2 separate regions of the Homo sapiens genome follow, and region 1 is linked to region 2. A link is a loop called in an ENCODE intact Hi-C map of the cell type or tissue named here. Cell type or tissue: Calu3. All regions are shown on one strand. Each heading gives the region's core, and the rest is flanking DNA. Links, peaks and the distances in the headings are about the cores only. Region 1 has its middle 490 kb from the start of PCDH15. Region 2 has its middle 700 kb from the start of PCDH15.

Region 1 (12,508 bases), core at 5,003-10,002, 210 kb after region 2:
ATCATTACTTCAGTATGAAGTTAGAGACAGTGGTAGCAGATGAAAGCCAGGAAATTTAACCACTAATTCTGACATTTTTAGTTCAACACCTAGCTATACATAACCATAACTAACCGTGAGCAATCCAGAGCATTAATAAGAATTGACATGGTATGGCTGGGTCCCTACCCAAATCTCATCGTGAATTCCCACGTGTTGTGGGAAGGAGCCAGTGGGAGGTAATTGAATCATGGGGACAGGTTTTTCCTGTTTTGTTCTTGTTATAGTGAATAAGTATCATGATATCTGGTGGTTTTATAAGGGGGAGTTTCCCAGCACAAGCTCTCTCTTTGCCTGCTGCCATCCATGTAAGATGTGACTTCCTCCCCCTTGCTTTCTGCCATGACTATGAGACCTCCTCAGCCATGTGGAACTGTTAAGTCCATTAAACTTCTTTATTTTGTAAATTGCCCAGTCTTGAGCATGTCTTATTAGCAGTATGGAAATGAAATAATACATTAAATTGCTACCAGAAAAGTGGGTGCTGCTGAAAAGATACCCCAAAATGTGGAAGCGACTTTGGAACTGGGTAACAGGCAGAGATGGGAACAGCTTGGAGGGCTCAGAAGAAGACTGGAAATGTGGGAAAGTTTGGAACTTCCTAGAGACTAGTTGAATGGCTTTGATCAAAATGCTGAAAATGATATGGACAATGAAGTCCAGGCTGAAGTGGTCACAGATGAAGATGAGGAACTTGTTGGGAAGTGGAGCAAAGGTAACTCTTGTTATGTTTTAGCAAAGAGGCTGGCAGCATTTGCTTCTGCCCTAGAGATTTGTGGAACTTTGAACCTGAGAGAGATGATTTAGGGTATCTGGTTGAAGAAATTTCTAAGCAGCAAAGTGTTCAAGATGTGACTTGGGTGCTGTTAAAGGCATTCAGTTTTATAAGGGAAGCAGAGCATAAAAGTTTGAAAAATTTGCAGCCTAACAATGCGATAGAAAAGAATATCCCATTTTCTGAGGAGAAATTCAAGTCTGCTGCAGAAATTTGCATAAGTAAGACGGAGTTGAATGTTAATCCCCAAGAAATGGGGAAAATGTCCCTGAGGCAATGTCAAAGTTCTTCATGGCAGCCCCATCCATCACAGGCCCTGAGGCCTAAGAGGACAAAATGGTTTTGTAAGCCAGGCCCAGCATCTTTATGCTATGTGCAACCTAGTGACTTGGTGCTCTGTGTCACAGCTTCTCTGGCTGTGGCTGATAGGGGTCAACACAGAGCTCAAGCCATGGCTTCAGGGAGTGCAAAACCCAAGCCTTGGCAGCTCCCATGTGGTATGGAGCCAGTGGGTGCAAAGAAGTCAAGAATTGGGGTTTGGGACCCTACCCCTAGACTTCAGAGGATGTATGGAAATGCCTGGATGCCCAGGCAGAAGTTTGCTGCAGGGGCCCGGCCCTCATGGAGAACCTCTGCTAGGGCAGTACAGAAGGGAAATATGGAGTCGGAGCCCCCACACAGAGTCCCTACTGGGGCACTGCCAGTGGAGCTATGAGAAGAGGGCTGCCATCCTCCAGACCCCAGAATTGCAGATTTACTTACAGCTTGCACTGTTTGCCTGGAAAAGCTTCAGACACTAAACACCAGCCCATAAAAGCAGCCAGGAGTGAGAATATACCCTGCAAAGCCACAGGGGCAGAACTGCCCAAGGCCATGGGAGCTGACCTCTTGCTTCAGCGTGACCTGGATGTGAAACATGGAGTTAAAGAGATCATTTTCGAGCTTTAAGGTTTGACTGCCTGGGACGGGTGTGGTGGCTCACACCTCTAATCCCAGCACTTTGGAAGGCCGAGGTGGGTAGATCACCTGAGGTTAGAATTTCGAGACCAGCCTGGCCAACATGGTGAAACTGCATCTCTACTAAAAATACAAAAATTAGCCGGTCGTGGTGGCGAGCACCTGTTATATCAGCTACTCCAGGAGCTGAAGCTGGAGAATTGCTTGAACCCGGGAGATGGAGGTAGCAGTGAGCCGAGATCATGCCATTGCACTCCAGCCTGGGTAGCAAGAGTGAGACTCCATCTCAAAAAACAACATGAAATAAAATAAAATAAAATATAAAATAAGATTTGACTGCCCTGCTGGATTTTAGATTTGCTTGGGGCCTGTAGCCCCTTTGTTTTGGCCAATTTCTCCTATTTGACATGGGTGTATTTACCCAAATGCCTGTTACCTCATTGTATCTAGGAAGTAACTAACTTGCTTTTGATTTTAAGGCTTATAGGCAGAAGGGACTTGCCTTGTCTCAGATGAGACTTTGGACTGTGAACTTGTGAGTTAATGCTGAAATGAGTTAAGACTTTGGGGGACTGTTGGGAAGGCATGATTGGTTTTGAAATGTGAGGACATGAGATCTGGAAGGGGCTAGGGGGGAATAATATGGTTTGGCTGTGTTCCTGCCCAAATCTTATCTTGAATTCCCATGTGTTGTGAGAAGGACTCAGTTGGAGGTAATTGAGTCATGTGGGCAGGTCTTTCCCATACTGTTCTTGTGATAGTGAATAAGCTTCACAAGATCTAGTGGTTTTATAGGGGGCAGTTTCCCTGCACAAACTCTCTCTGTCTGCTGCCATCCATGTAAGACATGACTCCCTCTTCCTTGCCTTCTGCCATGATCATGAGACTTCCCCAGCCATGTGGCACTGTAAGTCCATTAAACTCCTTTATTTTGTAAATTGCCCAGTCTTAGGTATGTCTTTACCAGCAGTGTAAAAATGGACTAATACAACAAGCTTATGTTCTTTTTCCCTTTTGTGACTTCAAAGAAGTCAGTCATCATCTGAGAGCTTGGTAAATTTTCTTCATTGAATTACATTGTCTTTTCTTTAACTTAGTAAAGACATCTGCTATTGGTCAAAAATTCCAGGGATTTCACTTATTTAATCTTTTGGCAAAATTAACATTCTTTCCATTTCTCATTTCAGTTGATCTTTTAAATTGTATAACAGAAGTGCTGTTGTCATTTTAAACATTATTAAGAATGTATTTTCTTGAAACTCTGGCTTAACATCAGATAGTAATAGAATATACAGATTTTAGAATGCTGATAAACAAGCTGTGAATAAAGACTTGTCCTTTGCTTCAATCATATATTCAGGTGTTTCTAAAGCAGAGAAACCAGAGATGAAATGTTTGGTTGTCATTGTATTAAGTTTTAAGTATGTGTTGTCTTGTGTTGCTTAACGCTTTTCTCAGATTTTCTTAACTTTCTCCTGTAGGGAAGTTAATGAAATGAGTTAAGACTTTGGGGAACTGTTGGGAAGGCATGATTGTTTTTGAAATGTGAGGACATGAAATTTGGGAGGGGCCGGGGGGAAAGAGAGAAAGAGAGAAACATCAGAAAAGATTATTTTTCTTTTCTAATAAGAATGTCATTATAAACACCAGAATTTTTATCCTTGAAATTTATGAAATCTTAAGATCACTACTTACACATTTGGCTAAAAATGTTGTGTTGGGAATTTAAGGAAGACACTTAGAATTTTTCAGTTCTGGACGTTTCATAACTGTTAACAATCTACCGTTCTTTAAACACACATTAATCAGAGATATAGATAAATTTCCTCCTCCCATCTTTTTTTCTTTCAACATACCTTTTCTTGTTTTCTAATTTTATTTCCCATTATTTGTTCTATATTTTTCATTTCCATGGCTAATTCTATATTATTGTAACTGTCACTATTTGGAGGTATTGGCACCTAAAAAATAAGAAACAAAATATTATAGTCTGTGTTGAAGCTTATGTCAACTTGGTTCTTCTGGAAGATACTTAGAACCCATTTTCATCTTGCTAAGATGAAATGCAATGATACAGTGGTATTAGGTATTATGTATATTAAAGAGGTTGGAGTTGGATACAGAAAGTGGTCAGGGAAATGCTCTTATTTAGTAAGTTAGGGTCCAAATTAAAATTACCCAATAAAAGCAAATTTTCACTTTCCTTAACACAATAAAAAATGCTGTGTATTCATTAAGTTTTAACTTTGAAACACTTAAAGTATGCAAAACATACAGAAAATATGAAGACACTTCACCCCAATACCTTTATTGTCAATAGCAGAGGTGATCTCTAAACATTATCCCTCCCCAATACACACTGTGATGTTTAAGATATTAAAAGTATTAAACATTTAATTACTCTAATACATACATAGGAATATACACATTTATAGACATTAATAGGTATCAGAATTAGGACTTCAACCCATCTCCTTGAGGGACACAATTCAATTCACACAAACATGTACGGTTTGTATAAAATTTATGTATATTATATCTAGTAATACAATGATAGATGCCTTTGTTTATTTTCTGTTGCTATAACAAAATATCATAGACTGGGTAGTTTATAAAGAAAAATTTATTTATTACAGTTCTGGAGGCTGGGGAGTTCAAGAACATGACTCAGGTATCTAGTGAGGGTCTTCTTTATGTTTTCTTATGACAGAAGAGCAGAAGAACTGCTGAGCACAAGCAAAGGAAATCACAGAGGCAGCCAGCTTGCTTTTACTACAACCCACTCTCAAGAAAACTCACTCAGTCCCGTGAAAACTGATTCACTCCCAAGAGAACTCACACCCTAGATGATGATATTAATCCATTCACAAGAGCTCCACCCTGGTGACCCTATCATCTCTTAAAAGACCCACCTGTTAATATTGTTACAATAGTGATTAAGTTTCCAACACATGAACTGTTGGGGGATACATTCAAACCATAGCAATAGATATTTAGATAGATAGATTAATTAAATGGAACAATTTGGATACAATTTTAGGAAATTTATGGATCCCTATATAAAATGCACAAATTCTTAGGGGTCCATAAGATGCCAGTTTGAGAAGCTCTAGAGTAATGTTTTCTTCTTTTTAGATCATCTCTCTTCTTCCTTTGGTCTTTTTTTTAACACTTTTCTTTCTTCTTTCCTTCTTTTCCTCTCCCCCTCCCTTCCTCACTCTCTCCTTCCATTCCTTCTTTTGTTCCTGCCTTCCTCTTTTCCTAGTTTCTTTCCTTGTTTTCTTTCTCTTTTTCTGTCTCCTTCTTTCTTTCTTTTTTCCCTTCCTGCCTTCTTTCTGTTTCAAGATGATTTTATTAAACAGGCAGTTCTTAACTTCCACATTCTAGATTTGTATTTCTCATAAACATAAAATGGTATGAGAGTATGTAAATTTAGAATCTCAGTTCCTGGTTTTGTTAAAACAATTGGAACAACTGGTTTTTCTTTAGTGACTCACAAGATGTGGGGAGAGCCTACAAATACAGAGGTGTCTTCTCTCCTGTAGAAAAGAATACAATGATAGACTTTAGTACGCAGCTGTAGATTAACAGATAATTATTGCAAATAATGACATTTCATTTGATTGGTACTTTATGTTTTATGTTGGTAAGTAAATATTTAGAATGATTAAAGAAATGATAGCAAATTATAAAATTTAAATAGCTGACCAAAAAGCCCTGGATATGGGAAACAATTTGGTGGTTTTTCAAAAAAATTAAAAATAGAATTACTGTATAATCCACCAATCCAAGTTCTAGATATATATATATATATATCTAATAGAATTGAAGTCATAAGCTGGAAGAAATAGCCTCACTCTAATGTTTATTGCAACATTATTCACAATAGTCAAGGTTTTAAAACAAATCCACATAAACGGATAAAGAAAATGTGGTATGTACATACAATGAAATCTTATTCGGTATTTACCAAAAAGGAGATCCTGCAATTTGTAACGACATGGATGAACCTGGAAAACATTCGCTAAGTGGAATAAGCCAATTAAAATAGAACAAGTACTACATGGTTCCACTTATGTGAGTTATCTATTTAATACATTAATTAAACTCATACAGGCAGAGAATAGACTGGTGGTTGCTGGAGGAGGGAGAAGTAGGAAGATATTAGTTAAAAGATACAGGGTTTCTGTTAGGCAAGATGAATAAGCTCTAGAGATCCTCTGCACAACAGTACCTAGAGTTAGCAATACCACATTGTGTACTTACACATTTTCTTTTGATTCACGTTTCTTCAGTTTTTCTCTGATGTGCTTAGATGTGGGTTTAGTTTTATTTACTTTGCTTAGTTGAGATTGCTATGTGGTTAAAATCAGATGCTTACATCCTACAATACGTTTAATTTTGAATATGAACATGTCTATTCGATACTAGATAAACAAATTTTAAAGCATTATTTTTCTCCCAATTTTTTTTTCTTCAAGTTAGCCTACGTGTGCCGTTACTCTATACCTGGGCATATGAAAGCAGAAAAATTGATGTCAGTAGCATTTTACAATGTGAAAAACAGAAGAATATTTTTAGAGAAAATCTTACACATATATATATAAATTAATATATATATATTAAGTATCGTGTCAGTATTCAGTACTCAACACATATTTACAAATATATAAATTAATTTGCATTTTAAATATATCTCAATACTTTGATTAATAAATGACCCAGCTGAGTGAACTCAGCCTTGTTCTAGTTTTCACACCCCTAAACATGATGCTAGACTTGAAGGTTGTTTAAAGATTAATAATAATTTGGTGTGGCTGAAATATGAGAATAGTGGAATGGAAGATATGTGGTCTCTGAGATTTTGCATTCCAGTACTTTTCTTGCATGTCCTAACGGCTAAGCACATTTTACAATTCACTTCCCTTTCTAATTTGTATAGTATTTTCCCCATTGAACTATCAAAGAGAAAGAAAATTAAAGAAAATTAAAACACACACATACACACACACTACACAAGAAAAAAGCTGACTTAATATTTTCAGATCATACTTGTCATTAGACCTGGAGAGAGAGCAGCATCTAGCATAGTGCTCAAAGCTTACTGTCACTGCCCTAGCTTACTCTGAATGCAACTCAGGCATTGAACATAGTCCACCTGCTGGTGAAATTATCCTTTTCTTTTTATGAATATTAAAGAGGAACGTGTAGCCTTACTAAGATAGTTTCCCAAGGATAACACTTTTCAAATCACTAATTGACAGTCATTTCATGATCGTATTGGCTAGGTTACCAACTCATATAAGTTTAATGATTTATTCATTAATTAAACAATATTTAATGCTTATTAAATGTTAGGCATATTATAGGAGCAGGGGCTATGTAGGTGAATATAACAAAGTCTCGTTGTAAAATTTGCACATAAATTTTAAATTGGCTGACCTTTAAGCAAACTGATTACAGACTCATTGCATCTTCAACTTGAGACAGACTTTTGAGTAGAACCTTCTTCTCAACACAAGACTCTATTACTTTGTGCTGAGGCAACTTGAAGTTACTGATTTTTTTCTTATTGTGAATATTTAAGATATTGTAATCAATAGCTTTTATTAATTAGCACTGTGTGTCTGTATTAATGAAAAATAAAGCTTTTGAGTTCTAAATATAAAATAAATGAATGCCCTATTTTAGGCAAAAGTAAGGAAGTAATGATATGCTAGCTTTAATTCATAAAAGTGATTTGAGAGTTTAAAAGAAAATTGAAATTTTAACAAATGGATCCTAAAATAGTAAGTCCATTAACTCTGTACTTGGCTAATACAAATGCATGAAAAGAAATATATAATAAAACTTAAGAAAGTGCAAGGATGCAAAGAGGAATATCCTTCATCATGAGTACTGGAAATGGAAGAAGCCTGACTTTTCAATATGAAAATTGATTATGCAAAATATAGGCAAAGGCTATAACTGATGGGATAAATTCAATTCAGCAGAGGTCAAATGGGAAGCTCATTTTGGCCTCAGACTTGGCCAAGTTTTAAAATACATCTGTGTAAATTGCAGGTTTGATGTTTTGCCTGCTGTTTTCCTTGTATTTGTAGCACCTACAGCAAGGACAACATAGGTGGCATTCAATAAATATTTGCTGAATGAATGAAGAAATTACATAGACCAAAAAAAAAAAACCCTCATAGACTACAGCTACAGATATGACCAAACCTAATGAGGTTTTCATTATAAAGTTAAACTCTGTATTACAATAACTTATGTACTGCAAAGAAATATAAATCAATATATAGCTACAAACAGGTATAGGTATATAGTTTTAAAAATTTCTCATATTCAAATACTTTGTAAGGGGACTGACAGTAAAATTTATATGAATTAGCAATTAGATAAAATACAGAGCATGCTGTTTAGAAAACTGTAATTGTTGCTTAGTATTTTTTTAATGCAGTCATTTTCTATGAAGAAAGAATGATTGTAACATAATAGTAGCCTGCAAGTGAAGTTTTAAAAGGCCGATTTTTCTTTATAGTTTGGATAATTTTAATGGAAAAGAAAGAAACATGCGTAGGTATTATATGAGTGTTCTTTACTTATTGTCATGTGAATCTTAAAATGAGAGTTTCATGTTCATAACATTTCAGATTTATCATCACAGCTGTTATTGTTTAAATCTTTGAATAATGCACGAAAATCAAAAGAAATGAAACAACTTCTTTTCTCACAAGTGTATCTGTACTCAAATTTAGGTTAAATATCAGTATATGCTTCACTAAAGCAGTTTTAATAAATGAAGCTGCTTGGCACAGCTAGATGATTTCATGTTGAATAAAAAACAGAGTCATAGCTTGCCATTCCAGAACCATCTTAATGTCATGACTGTGTCTTATTTTCTATTAACTCTTTGAGAAGGGGATGAAATCCAGGGAGGTACCACATCTTACAATCATTTATTTCTTTGTTCATTCAAAATTTTCCCTCAACAAGCATTTGTTGAGAACTTACGTTTCATATTTCACCTCACTACCCAGAAGTGCTAGCTATAGGAATTAATCCTAAGAAAAAAATATGTTAAGTAGAAACAAAGATTTCATAAAAGAAGTCTATAAATTAAGAAAGAAAAAAGAAAAAAAATGAACATCCTATAGTTCTAATAAAAGGGGACTTACTAAGTTAAATATCATCAAACCTAGAAAATGATGTTTGTTATTAATGCCCATTAATGGAAAATATATTCACAATATCTTCCTAAATAAAATATGCATGCTGAAAAACAATTTGGACAAATCATAATAATATATGTACCTATGTGTATAAAAGTACTTCTTAAATATATATTAAAAAATTAGTTGATTTTATGTGTGGTTCATAATGTTATGGAAGAATACCATTTTTAAAAATCGATTTTATGTCTGCAGAAACTGTATAAATAAATATATTGTATTTATATTTACCATATAAATACAAGTTTATATGGTAAACTTGTATTTACCATATAAATACAAGTTTATATGGTAAACTTGTATTTACCATATAAATACAAGTTTATATGGTAAACTTGTATTTACCATATAAAAGAATTATAGAAAACATAGATGGAAAGCTCAATATCTTCAGAGAGATTAAGAAAACTATTCAACTATAGTTAATATTTAATATACTCTAAATAAGAATTTGAAGCGATCTCACTTCCCCTACTTTTTTCTTCAAAACCAGAATCCCTTTGTTGTTTATACCGTCTTTGACTATTTCTTTTCTTTATCTAGACTCTGATTCCCTATGAATATTCAGAAGAAGCCAAACATTAGCACTACATAAACCATATAATGGTTCTAAAAATACACACCAAGATTTTAGCATTCATTTCTGATGCTCTTGTAACTCCCCCATGATAAATATATGTCTGACTTCCCTGGCCAAGTGGCAGTTAATTTACATGTGACGTGAAAACTTAAATAGAAGTATTTAAGTCCAAAGGCAAAAGACAGGTTAGAGATTCAAACAGTGGGATAGTAAAGAAAATATGCCCTAAAATTTTTACTATGGTAAATACAGATTGAGTGACTGACTGAAATCAATTATTGGTATGTAACAATGAAAAATAGAAAAAATAATATGCAGAAAACAAGTGCAAAGGTCAGAGTCATAGAATCATTTTTTATATCAGAGTTTCTGCATAAACTGTACCTTTATGACCATAACTCATTCTTTTGAGCAATACAGCACTGATTCTGAGTGATACATACCCTCACTTATTTTTTTAATTTTCAAATCCCTGTGAAAACACTGGGGAATGGCCTGTACCCATTGTGAAATTCACCTTTATTTCCTGTTGAGAACTTACTCTCAGTGTAGTTTATCTAAAAGGTAAATTGAGTATACTATCAGTCGGCTGTCCATCCTGATTTACTGGGATAGCTGCCTTTAACTGTCCTAACGAAGGCTTAGAAGCATTCTCTGAAGACCTTTAACCTCAATAGCATAGGCCTGAGTAGCTATCTAAAGGACACATAACTCACAAAAGAACGAAATGTTTTCGTTAGAAAACCATAGACAGCAGTCTGTATTATGTGGGATTTGTGTGGAATTTTATGAAAACCAAAGCATCCATTGCAATATCTCTGGGTTTCACAAGAGAACTCCATGGAAATGACTTAAGAGTCAAGATTGAGTTTAATACTAAAGCACTGTAATATACAAAGCCATGTATTGTATAGAGCTTAATTTTGATTTGCATAGTTTACAGAACAAATAGTAATAGACATTCAAAAATGATGATGACAGCTATAACAACTTTTTAATTTTAAAAAGTATTTCTATGAGTTGTTCTTCTTTTTCCACTTAGTTTCCAAACAACTTTTAGTAGACGTTGCATTTCTTATTCTATTTGACAGACTATTAGAAGGCAAACATAACCTAGTTAACATTGTATAACTAGAAAGTGTTACAAGCCATATGAAAATTGATATTCTGATTCATTAATTCATTTTACAAAGGTTTTTGAGCATCTAGGATGCACAAAGCTCTATACCAAGTACTTAATAGTGACTGGATAGAAAGCAGGTGGGCAAGAATGGAGGAAGACAGGACAAAAGGAAGAATAGTAATAAGAAAAGTAGTAAGGAAGGAAAGAAGCTGTGTCTGTAACTGCCCAGTGGGTTTTCCTTGCCCGCTGCCTTGACAGAGCCAATTTATCAAGACAGGGGAATTGCAATAGAGAAAGAGTTTAATTCATGCAGAGCTGGCTGTACCAGAGAGGTGAGTTTTGTTATTATTCAAATCAGTCTCCCCACGAATTCAGGGATCAGAGTTTTTAAGGATACTTTGGTGGTTAAGGCACCATTTAGTCAAGGGTGCTGGTTGATTGGGTCCAAGATGAAATCATAGGGAGTTGAAGCTGTCCTCGTGCGCTGAGTCATTTCTTGGGTAAGGGCCACGAGACCAGATAAAACAGCTTATTGAACTGGGTGGTGCCAGCTGATTCATCCAGTGCAGGGTCTGCGAAATATCTCAAACACTGATCTTAGGTTTTACAATACTGATGTTATTCCCAGGAGCAATTTAGGGAGGTTTGGAAACTTACAGCCTCCAGCTGCATGACTCCTAAACCATAATTTCTAATCTCATGGCTAATTTGTTAGCCCTGCAAAGGCAGTGTGGTCCCCAGGCAGGAAGAGTGTTTGTTTTGGGAAAATACTGTTATTTTCTTTGTTTCAAAGTTCAACTATAAAGTAAGTTCCTCCAAAAGTTACTTAGGCCTAAACCCAGGAATGAACAAGAACAGCTTGGAGATTAGAAGCAAAATGGGGTTGGTTAGGTCAGGTCTCTTTCACTGCAATAACTTTCTCAGTTATAATTTTTGCAAAGGTGATTTCAAATCTATTGATGAAATTATTGAAAGCTCTCGCTTAAACTTACTGAAATGTTTCTAAACAGTTTGGGCAAGTTGTCTGTCATATGTTGATTAGTTAATTAATTTATTCTTATAAACATTTTAATTAATTACTTAATCATTTATAAGAACAAAAAATTATATTTGTAAATAAACATAAACTGTAACTTCTTTTATGGAGACTTTAATCCAACAAAGTCTGTTGAATTAAAGTCTTCATCAAATAAGTTGCAATTGAATTTACTCTCAGAAAGCCTGACCTATTAAAGATAATTTATATATGTGTATATATTCACCAAATTATTAAAACTTAATGTAAAATTCAATCTGTGAATAGTGCTTAAATTTGAGGACATAGTGTAATAACAGTGTAAAATAGATCCAGTCATGAGTAGAGCAACTGAAGAAGTCTTAAATCAAGGAATGATATTTGAACTGAGCTTTGGAAATTAAGAGAGAGTTAACCAGGTGAAAATGAGAGATGAGAAGGCAGAGCAGGTACTGCAGATAGACAAACCAGCATATGCAAAGGCTTAGTGTGTGGAAGAGTCTGGTATCTAAAAGGCACTAAAGGAGGGCAGCATGGCTAGAGGTCAGGAAGTGAGGTACAGAGTCTTACAAACAGTATTATTATTAAGGATCTTGGTCTTGACCATAGGAATAACGGGTAGCTATTGATAGTTCAAATAGAGGAATTAAGTGATTGAATTTGCATTTTTAAAACATTGCTCTTTCTTGGCGCTGGGGAAAAGGGTTAGCCAAAGTCAATATGGATATAATAGTTATGAAGCTATTTCATTAGTCCAGGTCAGATATAATGGTAATTTAGACTAAGGAGT
Region 2 (12,508 bases), core at 2,971-7,970:
GTTTCCAAAAGGAACTCATTTAAATGTATGCATTATATCTATGTATTTATTTTCTGAATGATAAAACAGAAAATATTTGTTGAATTATGTTGTATGTAAGATACAATACAGATATAAAAATAACAGTATAATATGAAAATATTACCTGATGTAATGTTTTTCATTAGTAATAGCCTCTATTATTCATTATTGTATGCTGTTACCATTTGATATGTATTTGGGTGAATTTTTTTCTTTTCATTCTAGTTGTTGAGAAAAATTCTACTTCTTCGTTTTTTTATATGATGAGAAATGAAGCTTAGAAAAGCTAAATTACTTCCTAAAGTCACATAGTCAGTTATGGATGTACTGGTAATTAAACCTAAATGTCTTAACTTTAGAATTTTTTATTTTAAACACTTTACCAAATTTTAAATGACATATTTACAGTTTTTGTCTTTGAGACCTCATTTACAATATGTGAGCACTTTTTAGTTATTTTTAAAAATAATGAAATATATCCAACATATTTTCAAATAATTAACTTTATTTTTAGAGCAGTTTTAGATTTATAGCAAAATTGAGATTTCTCATGTAACACCTGCCCCACATTTGCATAGCTTTTCCTATTATCAACATTCCTCACCTGAGTGGTGCTTTTAATTTTTTTTTAATTTTACAATTGATGAATCTACAATTATATGTCATTAGCATCCGGAATGCATAGTTTACGTTAGGGTTGACATTTGGTGTTCTAAATTCTATAGGTTCAAACAAAGGTATAACATGTATTCATCATTATAGTCATACAGAGTTGTTTCCCTGCCCTAAAAATACTCTGTCCTCCACCTACTCATTCCTTGCTTTTGCCTAAGTCCCCTGATCCTTTTACATTCTGTATAGTTTTGTCTATTCTAGAAGTCACACAGTTGGAATCATAGAGTATGTAGCCTTCTCAGATTGGCTTCTTTGGATAAATACCAAGGTCCTTGGTCGCGGAATCATACAGTAAAAATATATTTAGTTATGTAAACAGTTGCCAGAGAATCTCCAACATGGCTGTACCATTTTGCTATGAATGATAATTCCTTTTACTCCTTGACAAGATTTGGTGTTTTCAGTGTTCTGGATTGTGGTAATTTTCATAAGTGTGTGGTGGTTTCTTGTTTCAATTTGCATTTCCCTGATGACATATGATATGGAGCACCTTTTCATATGCTTATTATCTGATTATCTTTTTGGGAGGTCATTATACTATTTCTAATACTCATATAAATGATGTTTTATTCTCACAATATTACCAATAGTTTAAAATTATCTTCAATGTTGTCCTCTGGCTTCCTATGCTACATTTCAGATTGTATGAAAATCTAAGACTTCAATGTAATTAATTAAATTTTATTATCAACATAAAATAAATAAAGATTCCATCACATCAAAATAAACATTCCATATATTTAAATATATTTTAATTAATACAATATAATTTTAAATTATTTAGCTATTTAGAATATTTATTTTATATTTAAATTTATTTTAATTAATAAAACTTAATTTTAAAATTAGAAACTTAGTTTATTTAAAATTTAATTCAAATTATGCATATATAAGATTATTACAATTTATGAAAACCGTTGTTTATCTTTGTTAATTGTAAAACTTTGTAATTGTATTGAGGAAACAGTGTAGAATTCAGATAGTCCCACTCTGAAACCTAGAACTTAACTCATAATAAGCATTAAATATATGTGTTTAATGAATTAATAATTCAAAACTAGTTACTGTATTTTTATAAGATGTCTTTCATATTTGAGGCATGGTTTCCTATAAAAACTAATGAATGAGTTAATCTGTATAATTTAGGAAAATATATGTTGTTTTGCTATTAATGTTTAATTTGTCACACATAAAAGTGCTCCTTCAGAAATTTATTTTGCACAGTTAGGTTACATTTTGATAAGCAGTTAATTTATTAAAAATTAACCTACTGAGAATCTGTTTCTTAATATTGGAACTATTTGTTCTTCAAAACACGAAAAAAAAGAATAACAAGTATAAATAAATTTTTGGTGTGTACTACATTTTAGCCAATGCACTACGCTTTCATATCACATCCTTTATTTATAACCACATTAAGGATAAGAAAATTGAGACTCAAAAAGGAAAGATAGTTTGACCAATCTAACAATCAGCCCAATTACTGTTAGAGCCTAGAATAGAGTCCAGGCATTATTTCACCAGCAATCCTCTATCCCTTGACTCAGAAAATACCGACTGACTGTTTACTAAAGTTTCAAGCACTCTTTTAAGTCTTAAGGTTAAAAAGGAAGTGTGAAAACAAACTTTATCACTGCGCAATAAGACATATTTTTATCTGATAATAAATATGACACTCCAACGTGACATCCAGGTTATGATGGAGATATGCGTGTGATCATGATAGTGTATACTAGAAGTATTTCATTAATTCAGAAAATTGATGGAAGCTTTTTTCAAGAAAATATGATTGGTGGGGTTCTAAGCTTGAAAGGGTGCTCTCTGGGCAAAGAGGATGAGAAGGGCTGTTACTGCCAATGGAACAGCATGTGTCAATGACACTGTAACTAAAGGAAGCATTGTATTTAGTAGGCACGGCATAAAGAGCAATACAAGTGGGACAGAAAGAGATTGGAAATGACGTGCAATATGAGGCTGGAATGGCAGTTCCATAAGGAGAAGTAATAAAGCCCTGATGTTTCAAGGCAGGTAGGAAAAATAGTAAGGTAGTCACTGCTTAAAATTAATTTTTACTTAGGAGAGGGTTTTCTTACATGTGAATGAATTTTTATTGCAAAAGTTTTGGTCTAGGTATCACACATAGTTACAAAGACCTGCAAGTGGGAAGGATGTAAAGAAATTACATAAGAAAAAAAACATTTTTAAATATTTTTAAAAATTTGGCTATATAGTAAGTTGCCTTGTTAAAAGATTGTTTTTTCATTAATGTTCCTTTAATATGTCAAGTACAAAGTTAGTGTGGATGATGGAATTACTGATTAATTGATAAACAAGAGATTGATTTTAATCTTGACCATGGTACTGTCCATTTCACCATGCAATTCACAGGTGCTTTAAACAATGCCTCTTCACTGAGATTCTGTTAGTTTATTGCTACCATTTATTATTTGCACAAATGACATAACTACTCCAAACTTGTAACTTATAGTTGGCATAATTGCACTTTCTGATTCACCTAATCTAACTTGGCAGCTTTAAGATTTCAGAGGAAATAATTAATTTATTAAAATAACTTTTATTTTCTAAAACACTATATAACCATCAAGGGGTATTATCTCATTTCTTGGCTTGCATTTACTTCACTACCTCAACAATTGTTTTTCTTATTACAGATAAAATTAATAAATACATCATAATAGAGGAAATTAGCAAATACATAATCACTATCCAATGCTATTATTTGAATGATTTTTAAATAGTCCCCAGATATGATTAATAATTTTATTAGTTTCCTAGGACTTCCATAACAAATTAATATAAATTCGGTGGCTTAAAACAAGAGCAATTTAATCTCTCACAGTTCTGGAGGCTAAAAGTCCAAAATCAAGTTGTTCTCAAGGCTACACTCCCTTTAAAGCCTTTGAGGTGGATCCCTCCTTTCCTCTCTCAGCTTCAGGTACCCCAGGAGTGTTCCCTGGCTTGCAGATGTATCATTGCAATCCCTGCCTCTGCCATTATGTGGCAGTCTTTTCCTTGTGTGTCTCTGTCTTCTCTTCTTAAAAGGACAGAAGTTATATTTGATCAGGGCCCACTCTAATGACCTCATCTTAACTTGACCACATCTGCAAAGATCCTGTTTTCAAATAAGGTCACATCTGCAGGTATTAAAGATTAGGACTTTAACATATCTCCTTAGGGACTTCAACCCATTAAAATGTCCAACTGTTGTTAATTTTGATCACAAGATCAATGTCACTTTGAAATGCATTGAGGCACTGTGTCATATAAAGAGTCAACTAATCAATATATATTTGTGAAATATTAACAAATATGTATTATATGTATTTGGGTTAAAAGTCATAGAAGCAAAATTTACTACAGACAGCATTCTAACTTTATATGCACTCAAATATTTCACCTTTTACCTAAGTTCACATGGGTTGCCCAAAGATGTCAGAAATATTAGGTAGTGTAGACACAGATTTCTGTCCATAATTCCATATGGATGATCAGGGTCTCACTATTCTATGTGAGATCAATAGACCAGCAGCATTGTCATCACTTGGGAGCTAGTTAGAACTGAAGAATTTGGGTCTCTGTTCTAGTCCCACTGAATTAGTATTTTCATTTTAATAAGATTCCTGGGAGACACATATTCATATTACAGGTAGAGAAATGTTGCTCCAGAGAATTTTATAATTACTTCAACACTCAATAGGAAATTTGTAAAACTTTCTTGTATTCTGACAATCTCTTTAGCCCTCTGACTGCCTCATGTAAAAGTTAAATATGCTAATCAATTTAAATCTAAAAAATAAGATAATATACTGTTTCATGTAATTGCTTCAACTGACTTAGTCCTTCATATTTAAATCTTCTTTTGAATTTCAATACTTTGGTCAAATTTATCCTAAAGTAATTGGTGCAACTATAGGAAATTTTAAAATATCATACATCCTAATACATTCTTTAAGATACCTGTTTCCTTAGTCATTTACCAGAATTCTGCTGTTCTTATCTGATGTATTAAACTATATTCAACTTTAAGATACTGTTCCCATAATCACCATTAACAATTTCTTTTCTGACTATTATAAAATTCATAATTTCATATGACTCTTTTTAGCTAACATATTTATCTTAGATATTACATTTTGTAAACTCTTTTTGCACCTGATGGAAAGCAAGTATCTCATAATTTACAAAAGGTGTGCATTTTTATATTCACACAATAAAAATTACCTAATTATTTCGATGCATTAAGTAGATTTCAAAAACATCTTTCACATTTACTTAGCCTATTTTATATGATATTTGAAATCTTTTATTCTAAAAGGAACTGTTACCAAATAAATATAATTTTATTAATTTAAATCATACATTTTAATATTGTACTTCAAGTTAAACTTAGAAGAGTTTTATTTTAACTTGCTATTTAAAACATTGCAAATTGAACAGACATACAAATTACATGTCAACATGGAATTTTTTTTAGGCTACTTTCCTACAAATACTAGGGGATGTATGTTTAATTGGATAACCTTTCATCTATTTTAGCTGAGTCAGGGTTTGATCTTGACAATTAAAAAAATTGTATAAGAATTTTAAAAGAATGTACAAAGACATCTAAGAAAACTGATTAAGATTTCATTTTTAGAATGAAGAATAAGAAACCTAGAATAATGAGACATGGTGAGAGATGCAACATTATTTGTGTGTGTGTGTGTGTGTGTGTGTGTGTGTGTGTGTGTGTGTGTGTGTAGGGAGAGTCTATAAAAAGAAGATAGTTTAAATTGCTCCTTTACAATTATTTTAGGATGGTTGATAGCATTTTGTTTTTGTATTCAAATGTATTTTTCTCAAATCCTATGAAAGATCATATGAAAATTGTATTAGTTTTCTGTTACTGTCAAATTACCACAAATTTAGCAACTTAAAACATGTAGTTATTATTGCTTCATTTGTGTAGGTCAGGAGTCTGGGTTTGGATAAGCTATTTCCCCTGCTCAGTGTCTCACCAAGAAGAAATCAAGATTGCTATGGATGCATATGAAAATTATGTGAAAATTCAGTACTCTGCCAATCTCACCAATTGTTTGGAAAAGTCAAACATTTTCTCCAGTTGACAGGCATCAAAACAGTGACCAAAGCCCTCAATGTCTTGCTAGCTGTCAACTAGACATAATTTTTCAACTCCTAGAGGATACCTACCATTCCCTGCCATCTGGCCCTGAGCAAACATGGCAGTTTACTCCTTTAAAGTCAACAGGATGGTATTTGTTGCAGCTTTGAATTGCTCTGATTTCTATCTGTAACATCTGCATCCCGTTCTGTATGGGGTCTTCAAGATAGCCTATCCAAACTCATGAGGCCATTATGTAGCATGCATAGCAAGGGATAGGAGTTTGGGAGGCTATTTTAAAATCCTGTCTATCACAAAGGTCACTGTCAGTTTCTGCTTTAAGGTTCAGGTGCAGGTTCATTATGAAGATAGCAATCATCTACTATAGCTGCTACTTATATAGTACTGAGCATATTTCATACTTGGCATAGTATGACTCAGTTTTCATTGTTCAAAGATACAATTGAGTATTGAACAATGAGGTTATGTGTAATCAGAATTCATTTGTCACTTCAGGAGATATCAGACACATGGTGCCATGTTTATGTGCTTCATTTCTCATTTTAAAGTGTCTTGATGAAAAGTAGGTCACTTGAACAGTTTTTTATTTGAAATAAGTGAACACACTTTATAAAATGTGGATGCTTGATTTGCTTTTGTTGGGTGCAGCTATACTGTGGAATTTCAAGTCATTTTACAAGCACACTAATTTTATATTCTGCAGAAGTCTTTTCACTTTATCAGAAGCTATCTAGGTTCAAGTATCATGCAGAATCAAATACCCCATGCCTTTGTAGACATTTTCATCAATTATAAATCTGCAATGAGTCATTGAGACACAGAACGAAACTTAAATGTAATTTCGACTTTAAAATATAATAACTCAACCTTCTTAAAGATGTTTAGAAACATTTTGGTGGAGATAATTGCATTCTTCAATTGCCCAGTCATTTTACATTTGAATAAGGAACATGGAATCTTTGGAATCCATTTTATTCTTCAAAAGCATAAACATTAATGAAGCTGCACTTAAGAGTAGATATAGGCTAAACCCAACAGATTTATACATATCCGTAGGTAAAAGAATTTAAATCACAAGATTCTAGAAATTGCCAGCTAATCTTATACATTTTGAACGTGATAGAATTTGAAGAGAGTTCACTTTTCCATTTCACATCTTTCCACTTACATTTATCTATGTGTAGATAGAATCATCTTGCCAGATATGTGATGTGAGTTTATGTGAAATAAATGAATTCAAGTAGTGTGAAAGACGAGGCAACATTCAGAGAGAAAGATTCTTACAAAATGGGTTTCAGAACACTCAAACTAAGTCTTTTCCCAGAAATAACTTTGGTTGAGCATTCAGAAACACTGTTTTATATCTTCTATTGGTTTGCTCTTTTGATTTAAATGCTGTTAATTTTAGTTTTAAAAATATTTTATTTTCAATATAAAAATGTTTTCCCAAGGAAATAAACATTTTAATGGCTGAAATTTTATGAAATTGTATTATCATTATTAATGATCAAGTCATCAAAGCTGTGTTATTACTTACAGAAAAGTAAGCCAAGCCAACTCGAAATCAAAGGTTTTTAAAAAGTACCTCTTTTCAGCCAGACGCGGTGGCTGATGCTTGTAATCCTAACACTTTGTGAGGCCAAGGCAAGAGGATTGCTTATGCTCAAGAGTTCAAGCATGGACAACATAGTGAGACCTTGTCTCTACAAAAAATTAAAAAAAAAAATCAGCCAGGCGTCATGGTGTGCACCTGTAGTCCTAGCTACTCAGGAGGCTGAGGTGGGAGAATCTCTTGAGACCTGGAGGTCTGGGCTACAGCCAGTGATGATTGCAGCACTGTACTTCAGCCTGGGTGACAAAGCAAGATGCTGTCTCAAAGAAAAAATTACATGTAAAATGATGTATTCTGATATTTTATTACCTCCTTTAATTTTTTCCATTTAATATTTTATTTAAATTCATTTGTTCTAGCCTGTCATTTTCTACAGAACACTTTCCCATTAAAAATTGTCCCCAAAAGTATTCTGTGGTTAAATAAATCCAGCTAAACTACATATTTTGCCTATTTTGTGGAGACTCATAAAACAAATTAGCTTACTAAAATCAATGGAAAGTTATGCAGATATTGTTTAATTTTATTTACCTGACCTTTTCAAAACCTAGCCAATTATGAAAGCAGTCAATAATAATTGAAACATTAGTTTAAAACAATATATTAAGATTATTCGTCTTTCACATTTGGCTTTTTCATATCAGTTTTCCATTGTATGATTACCATATATAAGCCCATATATAGTATGTATAGACATATATGTGTATACCCATGTATATACTTCTGTCTATATTTTCCTAGCTATTCTTATATGCTAAAATTAAAATGAATTCAAACTAATATCTCTAATTAAATTCATCAGCACAAGGTTTGTATTTCCCTCCTCACTTGATTATTTGTAAAGTCTTTCTCTGGCCATTAAAAACGTGGTTCCTATTTTCTACAGTGTAGTTACTTAATTGTCTAATTCTGTGTGTGTGTTAAATTTAGTTTTAAAAATATTTTATTTTCAATATAAAAATGTTTTACAAGGAAATAAACATTTTAATGGCTGAAATTTTATGAAATCATATTATCATTACTAATGATAAATTCATCAAAGCTGTGTTATTATTTATAAAAAAGTAAGCCAGGCCTGTGTCTATGTCTGTGTGTGTGCACGCGCACGCACACGCATTTGTGCTTATTTATTTTTTGGATCACATTTCTTTGAATTTTTTTTTCATGATCTTCTGGTTGATGGGATTTCTGCTGAGAAATCTGTGATTTATGTCTTTAAGTTTTATTGAGATATAACTCATATACAATTCACCCATTTAAAATGTACAAGCCAAAGTTTTTAGTAAGTTCACGTGTGTGCAATCATCACTGAAAGCAAATCTAAAATTATTTTTCCTCCTCCCCAAAATATTCAGCCCATTTGCAGCCACTTCACATCCCTTTGAACCTCACCCTACCCCTACCTGTAAGAAACCACCAGTCTACTTTCTGTCTTATAGATTTGCCTATTGTAAACATTTTATAAAAATAGAATCCTATGATATAGTCATTTGTAATTATTCATTTTTTATTAACAAATAAGATTCCATTATATGGTTAGTCAACACTTTATTTATCCATTCATCAGTTGAAAGGCACATGGATTGTTTCCATTCTTTGGTTATCATGAATAATGCTGCTTTGAACATTTGTATACAGCTTTTGTGTGGGAGTGTGTTTTCACTTCTCTTTAATATATAAGTAGAAGTGAAATTCATGGGTCATATGTTGAAAATTTTGAGAAAGTGAAAAATTTGTTTCTTAAAGAACCTGTAATCTTTTACATTCCCACCAATAAGGCATGAATATTCTAATTTCTCTACATGGAGCACACAAGTTATTATGTGCTTTTGAATACAACCATGCTAGTGGATATGAAGCTATTTTTCAGCATTGTCTTGAGTTTCATTTCCCTATTCATTAATCTTTGCTCTGCTTTTGGCCATTGTATATGGTCTTTGTTGAAATGTCTATTCAAACCTCTTTCCCATTTTTAATTGGATTATATGTCTTTTTATTATTGAGTTCTGATAATTCTTTGTAAATTCTGGGTAGAAGTCCCTTATCAGATTTAAGGCATTCAAATTTTTTTCCATTCTGTATTTTTCCTTTTGACTTAGTTAATGTTAATATTTGTAGCATAAGGGTTTTTAATTTTCATGAAATAGAGTTTATATATGTTTATGTATATTTTATTCCATTGATTGTAATTTTGGTTTTATATTTAAGAAATCATTGGCTAATCCAAGGCCATGAAGACATACACCTATTTTTTCCTGTAAGAGTTTTGTGGTTTTAACTCATACATATTTAGGTATATAATCCATTTGAGCTAACTTTTATGTATGGTTTGATAGGGGTCCAATGTCATTTTATTGCATGTGCATATCCGGTTGTACTAGCACTATTTGTTGAAAAGCTATTTTTGACACCCTTGTCAACAATTAATTTACCATAAATACTAAGGCTTATTTATAAATTTATAATTCCATTCCATTAATCTGTGTGTCTATACTCATGACAGTACATCACTTTGTTTAGTACTGTAACATTGTAGTAAGTCTTACAGTTAGGAAGTATGAGTTCTCCAACTTTGGTTTTGTTTTTCAAAAATGTATGCACATAAGATTATATGAAGAAATAATCATAACAAACTTATAAAAGTTTATGCTACATATATATCTCACTAGCATCAAAAGAGAGAGGAATGGAGTAGAGTTATCCAGGAGTAAAGATTTTAATTTCAGTGGACTTCAATCACTGTAAATCTGAGGTAGATCCTGATGGGATGCATGTTGCAAAATCTAGAGCAACCACTAGGAAAATAACCAGTATATAAATAAAAGTTATTAAATGGAATAAAATTTAACTTTAGAAAATATCCTCTTAACAATAAAATAGGAAATAAACAAAAGACAGAAAAAGGAAAAATTCAAAAAGAATAAAAGAAGCAAAATGGCAGATGTAAATTCAACCACAAAAATAATAATATTACAAATGAATATATTAAACAATCCAATCAAAAGTGAGTTGATTCAATTACTTGTGGTTTACAGGGGACACATTCTAGACTCAGAGATGCACAAGTTTAAAGTTAAAGGAATGAAAAATATAAACCAAAACAAAAAATTATAAAGGAGCTAAAGTGGCTATATGAATATCAAAGTAGACTATAAAATAAAGAAACAATTATTCAATAATAGTAGTTGAAAATCTTCATACCCTACTTTTATTAATGGGTAGAATTATGCTGAAGATTGACAAGAAAATGAAGACTGGAGCAACATTATAAACAAACTAGACCAAACAGACATTTGTAGAACATTTTATCCAACAGCAGATTATACTTTCATCTCAACATGTAATGTATGTAGACTATTCTCCAGAACAGACTATGTGTTAGACCATAAAACAAGCCTTAAAAATTAAAATGGATTCTAATGATGTAACATACATTCTTGTCAAATATGAAAATCATGAAGAAACTAGAAAATATAGATTTATGCAATTACCTAAATTAGCTGAGAAAAGGAGGGAAAAATATATGTGCCACTACACTCTATTTTGTAATTCTATAAATAATTAACTTTTCCATGACTCTTTGCTTCTTATTTGGATTTGAGTGACTGCTCAGAATCACTTAATCACTTAATTTCAGTCTGAAGAATTTCCTCCAACATATTTTATAAGGCAGGTCAGCTGCCAGCCAGTTATTTCATTTTTGTTTACATAAGGATGTCTTTATTTTGCCTTCATCTTTTGAAAGAGCTTTGCTAGATACTAAGTTTTTGATCACATATTTCTTTTTTCAGCACTTTGAATATGTCATCCTTCTGGCTCAAATGTATGCAATTAGAATTTAGCTATTTATTCTTTCCCTTTTTTTTTTTGAGACAAGGTTTTTCTCTTTCACCCAGGCTGGAGTTCAGTGGTATGATCATGGCTTACTGCAGCCTTGACCTCCTGGGCTCAATCAATTGTCCCACTCCAGCCTCCTGAGTAGCTACAGGTGTATGACACCACACCCAGCTAATATTTTGTAGTGACAAGTTTTCACCATGTTACCCTGGCTGGTCTTTAACTCTTGAGCTCAAGCAATCCACCCACCTTGTCCTCCCAAAGCATTGGGGTTACAGGCATGAGCGACCATGCCCCACCTAGCTTTTTTTTTTTTTAACAATATGACTTTAGTGTATCTGAGTGTGGGTCTGTGCATTTATTCTACCTAGTGTTCATTGTGCTTCTTGGATGTGTTAAGATTTTTTCCCAAATTTGGCAAGTTTTCAGTCTTTATTTCTTCGAATATTTTTCTGTCCCTCCCTGTACTCCTCTAGTTATACTCATATCATGTTGCAACACTTACTGGTATACCGCATTTCTCTGAAGCTCTGTTTATTTCTATTTATTCTCTAATCTAAGAGATTGTATAGTCTCTTAGCCTCAACTTTACTGATTATTTCTTCAGCCACCTCAAACCTACTGATAACAACATCTAGTGAATTTTTCATTTAGTTGCTGTATATTTTTAACTCCAAAATTTTCATTTGGCTCTTTTTTATAATTTTCCTCTCTTTATTGATAGCATATATTTTGTAAGACATTACTATCAAGTCTTCCTTTACTTCTCTAAGCATCATTGACTTTAATTATTTGAACATATCTATAATATCTGCTTTGAAGTTTTTTCTGCTGAACCTAATGTTTGAATTTCTTCAAAGGCCATACCTATTGCCTGCATTTTTTCCCCGTGCACTCGTCACACTTTTGTTGCTGTTATTATCATTGAAAATAGAAAATATTAGGTCTTACATTGAGTCATTATTGAGACTGATCCCACCTCTACTCACTGATCCAGAGGGTTACTGTTACCTGCTTGACTATTTGTTTACTTTCTTAGTGACCTGGTGGTACTAATTCCATAAAGTCTGTTTACCCTGTGTTGTGTAGCTCCTGACATCCTTCCTTGTATTTGTTACCCTTTTTACGGTCTTTTAGCCAATCTTTGACTAATAAATGCTTGCATCATTCCAAGGGCTATTGTCTAGAAGTAGTCCCTGGATTGATATAAACATTTATGG

Evidence for each region. Peaks named below come from ENCODE experiments on the same cell type or tissue, not always from the same donor. Only the 100,000 strongest peaks of a DNase experiment are listed, where the experiment ranks them.
Region 1: it touches region 2 in a loop (7-fold over the local background); 12 of 110 quality-filtered maps call a loop at or near these places.

Annotation. Positions count from the first base shown.
Region 1 is chr10:55,281,950-55,294,457 of GRCh38, reverse strand. It overlaps a transcript of PCDH15 not described here. Among named protein-coding and RNA genes, the nearest start is that of PCDH15, 490 kb to the right of the region's middle. In Calu3, for the core only: no CTCF peak of the experiment used is centred there; no DNase peak of the experiment used is centred there.
Region 2 is chr10:55,492,354-55,504,861 of GRCh38, reverse strand. It overlaps a transcript of PCDH15 not described here. Among named protein-coding and RNA genes, the nearest start is that of PCDH15, 700 kb to the right of the region's middle. RefSeq lists an enhancer at 3,619-3,668. In Calu3, for the core only: a CTCF peak has its summit at 3,735; a DNase peak (open chromatin) is centred at 3,681.